2 separate regions of the Mus musculus genome follow, and region 1 is linked to region 2. Evidence: chromatin contacts called from ENCODE POLR2A ChIA-PET data. All regions are on one chromosome and are shown on one strand. The core of a region is the stretch at or near the end of the contact, and the rest is flanking DNA. Distances in the headings are between cores, read along the strand shown. Region 1 holds the start of 1700003G18Rik (RIKEN cDNA 1700003G18 gene). Region 2 holds the start of Sox6 (SRY (sex determining region Y)-box 6).

The links. ChIA-PET counts read pairs that join two places held with the same protein, here RNA polymerase II (POLR2A).
Region 1: POLR2A ChIA-PET joins it to region 2 with 17 read pairs in embryonic stem cell. The contact joins the promoter of 1700003G18Rik here to the promoter of Sox6 in region 2. POLR2A ChIA-PET finds 5 or more read pairs at or near these places in 2 of 5 experiments (Patski and embryonic stem cell).

What each region holds. Positions count from the first base shown.
Region 1 is chr7:116,091,395-116,095,912 of GRCm38, reverse strand. 1700003G18Rik (RIKEN cDNA 1700003G18 gene) reads left to right here and starts at 2,764. Exons shown (of 4, transcript NR_029433.1): 1 at 2,764-2,851. 1110004F10Rik (RIKEN cDNA 1110004F10 gene) reads right to left here and starts at 2,533. Exons shown (of 5, transcript NM_019772.2): 1 at 2,388-2,533. The coding sequence starts at 2,450.
Region 2 is chr7:116,036,785-116,041,048 of GRCm38, reverse strand. Sox6 (SRY (sex determining region Y)-box 6) reads left to right here and starts at 2,305. Exons shown (of 16, transcript NM_001025559.3): 1 at 2,305-2,372.

The DNA.
Region 1 (4,518 bases), core at 1,515-4,014, 54 kb before region 2:
AGAATTAAAGGGCCGCAGCATTAGGAAGGCTGAGAACCGCTGCTCTAGAGCCACTCACAGTCCAACAAGCAAACCAGTGGGCAGGGAATAAAGGGCGCTAAGGCTCAGAAACTGCATGAGCTGCCCCATGCTCTGGCCACAACCTCTGCTTCTTCCACACATACTGCATGGGGCCAAATTACAAAGCACAGTTGCAGAACTGTAGAAGGCTAAAAACACAACTATCTAAAATCCAACTTTTCCAATTTCCCATTCTCTTTCAAGAATACACTCAGGCTGGGGTTGTAGCTTATACATAAGGCCCAGGTTTCAATGACCAGCACATACATACCCAACAAGAACACAGCAGCAAACATCTTGACAACGTTTTTACCTAAGTAACTCTATTTTTACAATCTCTAATTATATTCTTTTAATGCATCGTTGTTTATTCGTTCTTCCTTTCCAAGAACAGCAAGCACATTTCCAAAATACTACACTCTGAAACACAGTGCCTAATTGTACTTGTGATTCTCCCACTCTGATAGAACAGCTTTCATTATCCACTTCTAGCAAACCAATGAAACCTTAAGAAGCCCTTTTCATTCCTCCTCCCCACAGACTGCAGTCAGGGTGTTACTCCTCATACACATATCCCACTGTACTTGAGACTATTTCTATGTCACCCTTTCCTAGCAGCGCATTCTGAGATATGATATCTATTTCTAGTATCTTCTGGTTTTGTTGCCCTCAATTATGCATCAAATCACTGAATCAGAAAACCTTGCAGCAGATACTAACACATAAACTGATAGTTGATTTTCTAAAATTACCAGGTGTATCTTGAAAATACAGATGAGCTAAACAAACAAAAACATCAAGCAAGGTAATATCCAGTTAGCAGAAAAAATAATAACCATATATAATGGAAACTGAGTTAAGAAAACCACTGTTAAGGGACACATTACTGTATATAGCATAACAACAACAACACAGTCGTCTTTATGATAGTATAGGTAAAGTCACAGGTCCCAATCTTGAAAATGCAATTATAATCACCTATAAATCAACTATCAAGACAACAGTTATAGGATTTGAAATATATCAAAGTTCACCTGGCTAAAAAGTTGTTTTATTTCTGAGTCTATCAAAGCAAGAATGTGTGACATTCTCGGAATCAACTCACAGTTGATATTGGGAGGAAAACAATGTAACAGCTCTTTTACATCTACAATCTAGATCACTAAAAAAACCTAGACAAATTCCTAACAATGCAGAATGGCGGTATTAACAATGGAAGATCTAAATTCCAGTCGCAGGGAAGACAAGGGACATGAATTAATCTCACAGACAACCAGTCATCCCTCCACTCTTTTTTAATTGATTACTAATCTTCCTCACAAGGCTAAAATTTATTCTATTATTACAATTCTGGTCCACACCCCATCTTCCAACCAAAGGAGTGTGGTTCTTAGTATTCTCTCATTAACTACAAAATAATTCAGGGAACCTTTTATGGCTCACAAAGGACTTATGAAAGATGTCAAACTGCACTAAAAGTTACAATTCTGAAGCTGACAGTGTATGAATAAGCGAGACCAGCTTTCATCTGTCTCAAAGATGACTTCCTCATGTCCCCTTCCCACCAACTTCCCCATCAATGTTTCCAAGGGATTTCATTATAGAAGAACCTAATTTTACAAGTTACCTGCAGTTTCTAAACACTATGCTAGAGCTAAGACAAATATAAGCATCCTCTTTATTAATCTTCAATTCCAGTATCTGGCATTGTAGTCAGTACTGAACAGGTTAATAAGGGACAGTTTATTATTTAAACTGATGAGCTGAAGGCATGAGAGGGCAGGAAAAAGGTATCTGACATCAAAATGCGCTTCTGGGTCTCACTCCCTCTGACCTCGCCATTATTCCATCCCCAAACTGTCTACCACAATCTTCGGCTTAATATTGGTCTCTGTTTATTAAGAATGGTGTAGTTAGGGCAGCAATTACCAGTACACTGCAAAAAAGGATTCGGGCTGGAAAATTTGTCCAAATGTGACTGAACATTTCGCGATTGCCAGAGGAGCGTTTTAGACCAATGTCAGGACTATGACATATCTATCCTGAAATGACTAAGAAATGAGCTTCACCGGTTTCCCAAAACGCAAAGACATCTCGATTAAGCTCTTTTTCCTTTTCGACCCTTCTCAGGATTTCCTTCCTCAACCCCCGTTCCTACGCAGGTCTCTGTATCTCAGCTCAGGGCCTCTTCAATCCTTCAGATTCTAGTAGGAAAAGGAAGACATCCCTCGTTGCGCCCCCTTCCTTCGGGCGCTTCTTCCTCCATCCACCCTTCCCGGCCTACCCCAGCCTTCACTAGGCCTCAACCCTCATCCATTGTTATTTACATCGTCGTCGGGGGAGGCTGAACGTTTCACCCCGTGCGGGTGAGACTCCCGGGCAGCACTCATCGTAGCTGGGATCCTGACGGGGATATGCCAAACACACTCGCAGTTCTCCTCAAACGCGACACCAGCAGCCCTCACCCAGCCGCCGGACCAAGCAGCGCCACTCCAGAACGCAGAGCCCCCTCCGGCCCTTCACCGCTACAGTCGTCACTGCTGCGGCCGCTCGTCACCCTGGAGCACACCGGGAGTTGTAGTTTTTTTGGACTCACTCTTTACTGGCCTGACTAAGCCGTCTTCAGTGACTTAAACTACATTTCCCAGGAGGCCGAGCGAAGCATCTCGCGCGGCGTGGCGGGAGAGCCCTCGGAGGCTACGCTTTCTTCGGCGTGTAGAGGGAGCTTTCCCGTGGATGGGTATGGTGGTGATCGTTGGCGGAGAGCTTCGTTGCCACAGACAGACCTAGAGTGGGTTTTCGCCTTTTTGTGTGTGTGAGGTTCTGCCCTGTTAGTAAACACATTCATCATAGTTAAACACATAGACTTAAGTGTAATGTTTGAGGCTTTTTGAATACAAGTTCTCGGCCCAAGACAAAAACCTAAAACATGGCTTCTTCCCCCAGCCTAATGTGTGGTCTCTACTGCTCACACGGGATATTCTAACGTCTTCATTCTCTTCCTTTCCTTCCTTCCTTTCTTTTCTTACTGAATAGAGTTCAGTGTGAAGCTGAAGGCTTGTTAATTGGCTGTTTTGTTTTTCGTTTTTTTTCTAAACAGCTCCACCCCTCAGGAATTGTGGACCGTTTTCCACTGGGCTTAGTGTATTCTAGATAAGAGTGACCCAACTCTCTGATCCCTTTTTAAGGTAGATATTATTTGAAACTTCATCGACTGAAGTCTGTCTGCCAAAAAAAAATCCTGTATCTTTATTATTTTTCTTGGGGTGGGGGTGGGGGGTAAGTTTCCTATATAATAAACCCCTTTAAAGTTACAATACAGTAGCAGTCTCAACCTGTTTCAACTGTCTCCTCAGTCTAGTTGCAAGAGACCACCCCCACCCCGCCCCCTTAGGATGGATACATTCGCTGCCCTTCCCATTTGCAATCTTGTTTCTAGTTCCCTTTTCCTCATTTCCCTGCTCCCTTTCCAGCCCCAACTAAGCTTCCTGCAAGATCTTGTAGTCCAGTGTTCAGATACTGAAGATAAACTTCTGTATGTTATAGCTGAATTTGCATCCACAGGTGAACCTGACATACTGTCAGGATGACTTTCTTGCCCTTACTCATTCTGAAGACTTCCAGCCTTGATTTTTAAAAAGATTTTTTTTTCAAGTATAAACAAATAGTATGACAACAGTACATGGCTAGTCTTAAGTCCCCATACCGAGTGGTCTATGAGACACCTGTCAGTGTCTGTGCTCAGCAGTTACTCTAGTTGAACTACATTTCAGATGACGATGAACCACTGATAGAACTGTGCCCAAAGTGAAACCTGACTATGCCTGTGAACCTAGTGTCTGGGAGGTGGTGAAGGAAGATAAGAAATTCAAGATCATCCTCTTCTAAGTAATGTGTGGTTTGTCAGCCGAGTCTATAGTAAGACCTCCTCTCAAAATAAAAATAAAAAATAAAAATAAAATAAAAACAGTACCCCACCCCCCGCCCCTATCCCAAACATCAGGACTTAGAGCTATGCACACAGGGAAGACAGTTTCTTAATTTATGCAGTCATAGATCCAATTCCTTTATTTTTGAAGCAGAGACTAGCTTTTAAATAAATTATATAAAAATACGGTTAGAGCTATATTTAATAAGCCTAACCAAAACAAACTAATCTCTTATTTCTGTGTTAAACCACAATAAAGGAAAAAAAAAAACCCATGAAGAAAATATTTTTAGAAGTGGTTTTTTAGTCACTAAAATTAAAATATTTTACCTACTAACTTCATGACCCTACTTAGTTTTTATTTAACTTTTATAAATGCAATTACAATGGAATTCCATCGAGGTAACAAAGTAGGATGATTATAATTCACTTCAAATAGATTTGAAAAATTGTAATAAGCACAATTTAGAACTCTTAATGTTACTGGCAAAATAAGATGGCCCAGTAGCTACTTAAAGATAGCTAAGTGA
Region 2 (4,264 bases), core at 1,056-3,555:
ATTAATAGCACACTACTGTTTTGCCAAACCTATTCTTAAGGTGCCCAGAAGGCCTGAGTTTTTGGGAAGTGGGACACTTGAGACTCAGCTTTTGCAGCACATAGCTATGCTGTCTCAACGTTCCTCTCTTGTTTTCAGTTCTCATCTTAAGACCTCTGCTTATGACTGCTTGCATCTCTAAGTACCTTTGTCTCCCATCGAAGAGCAAGCAAAGGAACCCAAGGGAGGCCGAGGCCGCCCTGAGCCATGACCTCCGTCCTGTAGGAGCCGAGGCTGTGTCTTTCTCAAGGTATCTACCCGTTCCCTGCCTGGGTAGTTAGTGCTGAAAGTCCGGGTCTCGGATCTGTTCTCTAACCCCAGGTTTGTAGTCTAGTGAGAGAATGCACTGAGTACTGGCATTAGCTACTTTGCAGGTGTCGCTCTGCCATCTTCTGATCTGGGTTTCCCAGCAGTACGGCTTCCGGGACTCCTCTGCTCCAGGGGGACCTTCGTAGGCTTAAAACAAAAACAAAAACAAAAACAAAAACAAAAAACAAAAAACAAAACAAAACAAAAACTGTCCCGGAGGTCGTCCTGGCTGCCAGCTCTGCCTGCATGATGGGTCGTAGTGGCTTTGAGCCCAGCGCACTCTTGAGCTCCACCTCAAGGTGGCGACCGAGGCACGTAAACAAAGGCTGCACTGGCAGTTGGCACCCATGGGCTCCTCCACGAACTCCAGTTTCCCAGCGGCTCCTCCGAGAGCTGAATTGACTGTTAAAGGGGCCCTTGTAGATGGATCGTTGGGCCGGAATGTCAGCCGTGCGTTCGTGCGTGACTGAATGACTGAATGACTCTCTTTCTGTGTGTACACGCACGTGCGCGTAGCCTGCGCTTCTGTATCGCCGAAGCAGGCAGAAGCGCTTCTAGGATGGAAACTAGCCCCGTTTGGGACGCTGGAGCTTTCCTGGCGTCACCTGAGCCTGCAGTCCCCCCAACCCCCCTCCCGTCCCCTGTGATCTGGCTGGTCCGGGCTTCTGCCCACTGTGCGGCCTGAGTACCCTGGGTCAGTGAGCAACTGGCAGGACAGAGGGTTTGATTGCTGTGGCAAACAGCAGGTTTGCAGATCTCTGTTCAGTGACACCCACGATTTATGAGTGGCTCCGGTATATACAACTCTTTGCTGCGCTGGAGTCCTCTAGGGTGCGCGCAGGCCGACCCTAGGGGTAGGGGTAGTTGTGGGCGGAGAAGAGAGACACGGACAGTGAAAGAATAAGCATGCGGCAGTCATACAGTCTTACCTCAGGGACGAAGGACACGGTTCCTAGAACTGCGATCTGCACGGCCAGTGTGCAGCCCAGCTGTTTCTCCCGTAGGCGCTTCCCGCCTAACACCGCCTTCTGACTAACTTGGATAGGGCTTGAGCTGCCCCCTCCTTTTTTCCTCCCCTTCTTTTCCTTTCCAGACATCGCTTTAACTCAACCCAAGGCATATCCAGAAGTCAGTTCCGTATAGAGCTTCCATTCAGTCGTGGGGGGGGAAATCCGGTATACAGTTTCTTGTAGGCAGATGGAAGAACTAGATGGTTACAGGACTTTGGAGGGGTGCGTAGGAATGGCACGGGGTGTTGGTGGCAGCGAAAGACAGTTTCTTTGGGGTCTTCGCACTGCCGCAGGTAAGGCTCTCAGATTACAGCTGCCCTCCTGTAGAGTCACAGTTGTGGGCTAGCGGAGGGCGCTCTGCTGTTGAGAGGGGAGTGGAGGAGGGTGGAGTGGGAGAAATGGGCTCTGGACAGACTCCACCAGCACGCATTGTCTTGGTTGGTGTCTGTGCCGGGCGCTCAGCTGATGTCTTTGGGAGCTTTTGAACAAGGTAGACCCTCTAATACCCTCCCCCACTCTCTAGACAGTGTTTCAAAAGATGCGAATAGCTCTAAAATAAGTTTAATTTTTTGTCTGACTTCCCGTTCAAGATGTAAAAAGGATCAAATAAATGAAACTTTATTTGACTGTGGAGTTTATCCAGAGACTCAGCGACATCTCTGGTCTTTGGCCTTATTCTAATTCTATGGTAGTAATTACCCTTCGTTTCTTTAAGTGCGATAGATTTATTGCCTTAGAGACTATGCACAGTTTGATTGAATTATTCATTTTTTTCTTTGGTGTAGACTGCATCTGGGGACTCTGATGTGACGTGTAGATTTTTTTTTTCAGGAACAAAGGGAATGTGGAAATGAAAGAGAGAGGGAGAGAGAGGCTGGCAGATGTAATGAGACGCGGTGAAGGTGTACGCAGACGGGCACTCCCACGCCTCCTCCCTTCGGCTCTCACTGCAGCCCTGGGTAACTCGCAGGCTAACACAAACAGCTTTTCTCCCGCAGCCTGCCCTCTGTCACTGTAAGTACATCACCCTTCTCTTATCAGCATGCAGATTCCAGCCACGCACTCCCTCGCCTTGGCTTTGCACCTTTGACAGCAAAAGCACATTGGGAAATTAACTTTCCTAAGCTAGGAAAGGCATGTCTAGAAAACTTACTTTTTATTTATCTTTATTGTTCTTTGAAAACAGAAGTTCATGCATTTTTACCACTTTTCCTACCTTTGTGACAGTGCTCTGTTGCTCTTGTCACCGTGGCTATGCTTTTTTCAACTGGATGACTCTCAGATTCAGATGAAATTTAATGTTATTCTCCATCCGTTTAAAGTACAGGCGCAGTGCCTTGTCCTTCTGCGAAATGCTATCTTAAAGGACGAAGAATATTATTCACAGTTTGCTTTTGTTGCTGAAACCCGAGTTCCAACCTCTTTGAGGCACTGCCTGTCCCAAGGGCACTGTTATTTGGGAGCTGATACTATCTGCTTCTCCCAAACTTAAACAAAAGTGCCGCGGGCTGCGAGAGCGCTTGGGTGTTTGTCATCCAGGGTTAAGGAGACCAATGGCGAAAACTTTTCTCCACGCTGTAATTAAAGTTTTTCAACTTCTTCCCTTTTGCCTTTTACACTCGTTCACATACTCTTCGTTTTGTTAAAAGTTCTCCTTGGTGTTTTGGAGTGAGTGACATATTTGTCCTGTTTACACAGTAGCCATGAAGCCCTTCCTGCGAGAAGTTGGCCACCTTAAGATGAAGTCATGTAGGTCTGAATGATCCGCCCGGTTAGTGTAAAAGAGCCTTTCAAAGGGAGAATTCGAGGTTTTAACGGCTGTTCTATTTTCTTTCTTTCTTTCTTTCTTTCTTTCTTTCTTTCTTTCTTTCTTTCTTTCTTTCTTCTCTCTCTCTCTCTCTCTCTCTCTCTCTCTCTCTCTCTCTTTGCGTGGGTGTTTTAAATATTAACTTCTGAAGCAGGATTAATTGCATTGCCCTTCCCAAGTTCAGGGGGAACCTCTCTCCAGGAACGCGCCTTGTCTCTGCCAGTTCGTGCCTCTTCTCTGGAGGTGCGAGGCCAAACTTAACAAAGCCGAGTTGCCTTTGGTTGGTCGAGGTGCAAAGGGACACAAACACAGCGGGCGCCCAGGCAGCAACCGCAGCAGGCAGGTAAGTCAGCCCCACCCGCTGGCCTCTTCTTCCCTTCTCAGTCCTGGCATTTCAAAGGCTGGGTTCAAGTCGAGCTGGCTCCAGACCCTAGAAGTGAGCTTGTGTGTTCCAGGATTGGGATGCGGTGTCGGGTGCCCTTCATAGACTTCTTGGAACCCGCAGGCGTGCGGATCAGGTGGGAAGCCCACCAGACCAGCGGATGGATGCCTGGCTTTCTGCCTCACCCACTTGCGTAGTACAGCTGGTGCTCAAGGCTTTGGAGGAAACCCTTAGCAAGCACACACCCCTACTTCCCCCGGGCCACATGTCACCCAGTGCAGTCTGGATTGTGACGCCCAGACCCCAAACTTTAGTGTTCTTCCTTTGGGACGAAATATGTCACCTGCTCTGGGTTGTTTGCCCCTCAGCCATCTACTTTGGTACTAGTTTATGACTTGAAATCTAAAGCGGTCTCTTGAGCTCCTTTTCAGAAGGTACTAGGGCCTTGGATCACAGAAATCTTTTTCTTTTCCTTCTTGCCTCCCGCCAGCCCAGAGGCCTGTTTTCTGGTCGGCTGGTTCTGCTTCCCAGATCCCAGAATACTCTGTGATTTTAAAAGACCAATGTGCTGGTATTGGGAAAGCCAAACCTGCCTCAGCAATTAGGAGGAACCCAGTGGCGCCCATGTTTGCTTATGCAATGGCTCATCTGTTTGAATGGCTCTTCCCTGCGAATTGGTCTTTGACACCTATCTTGGCACTTCTCTTTGCAGCTTTT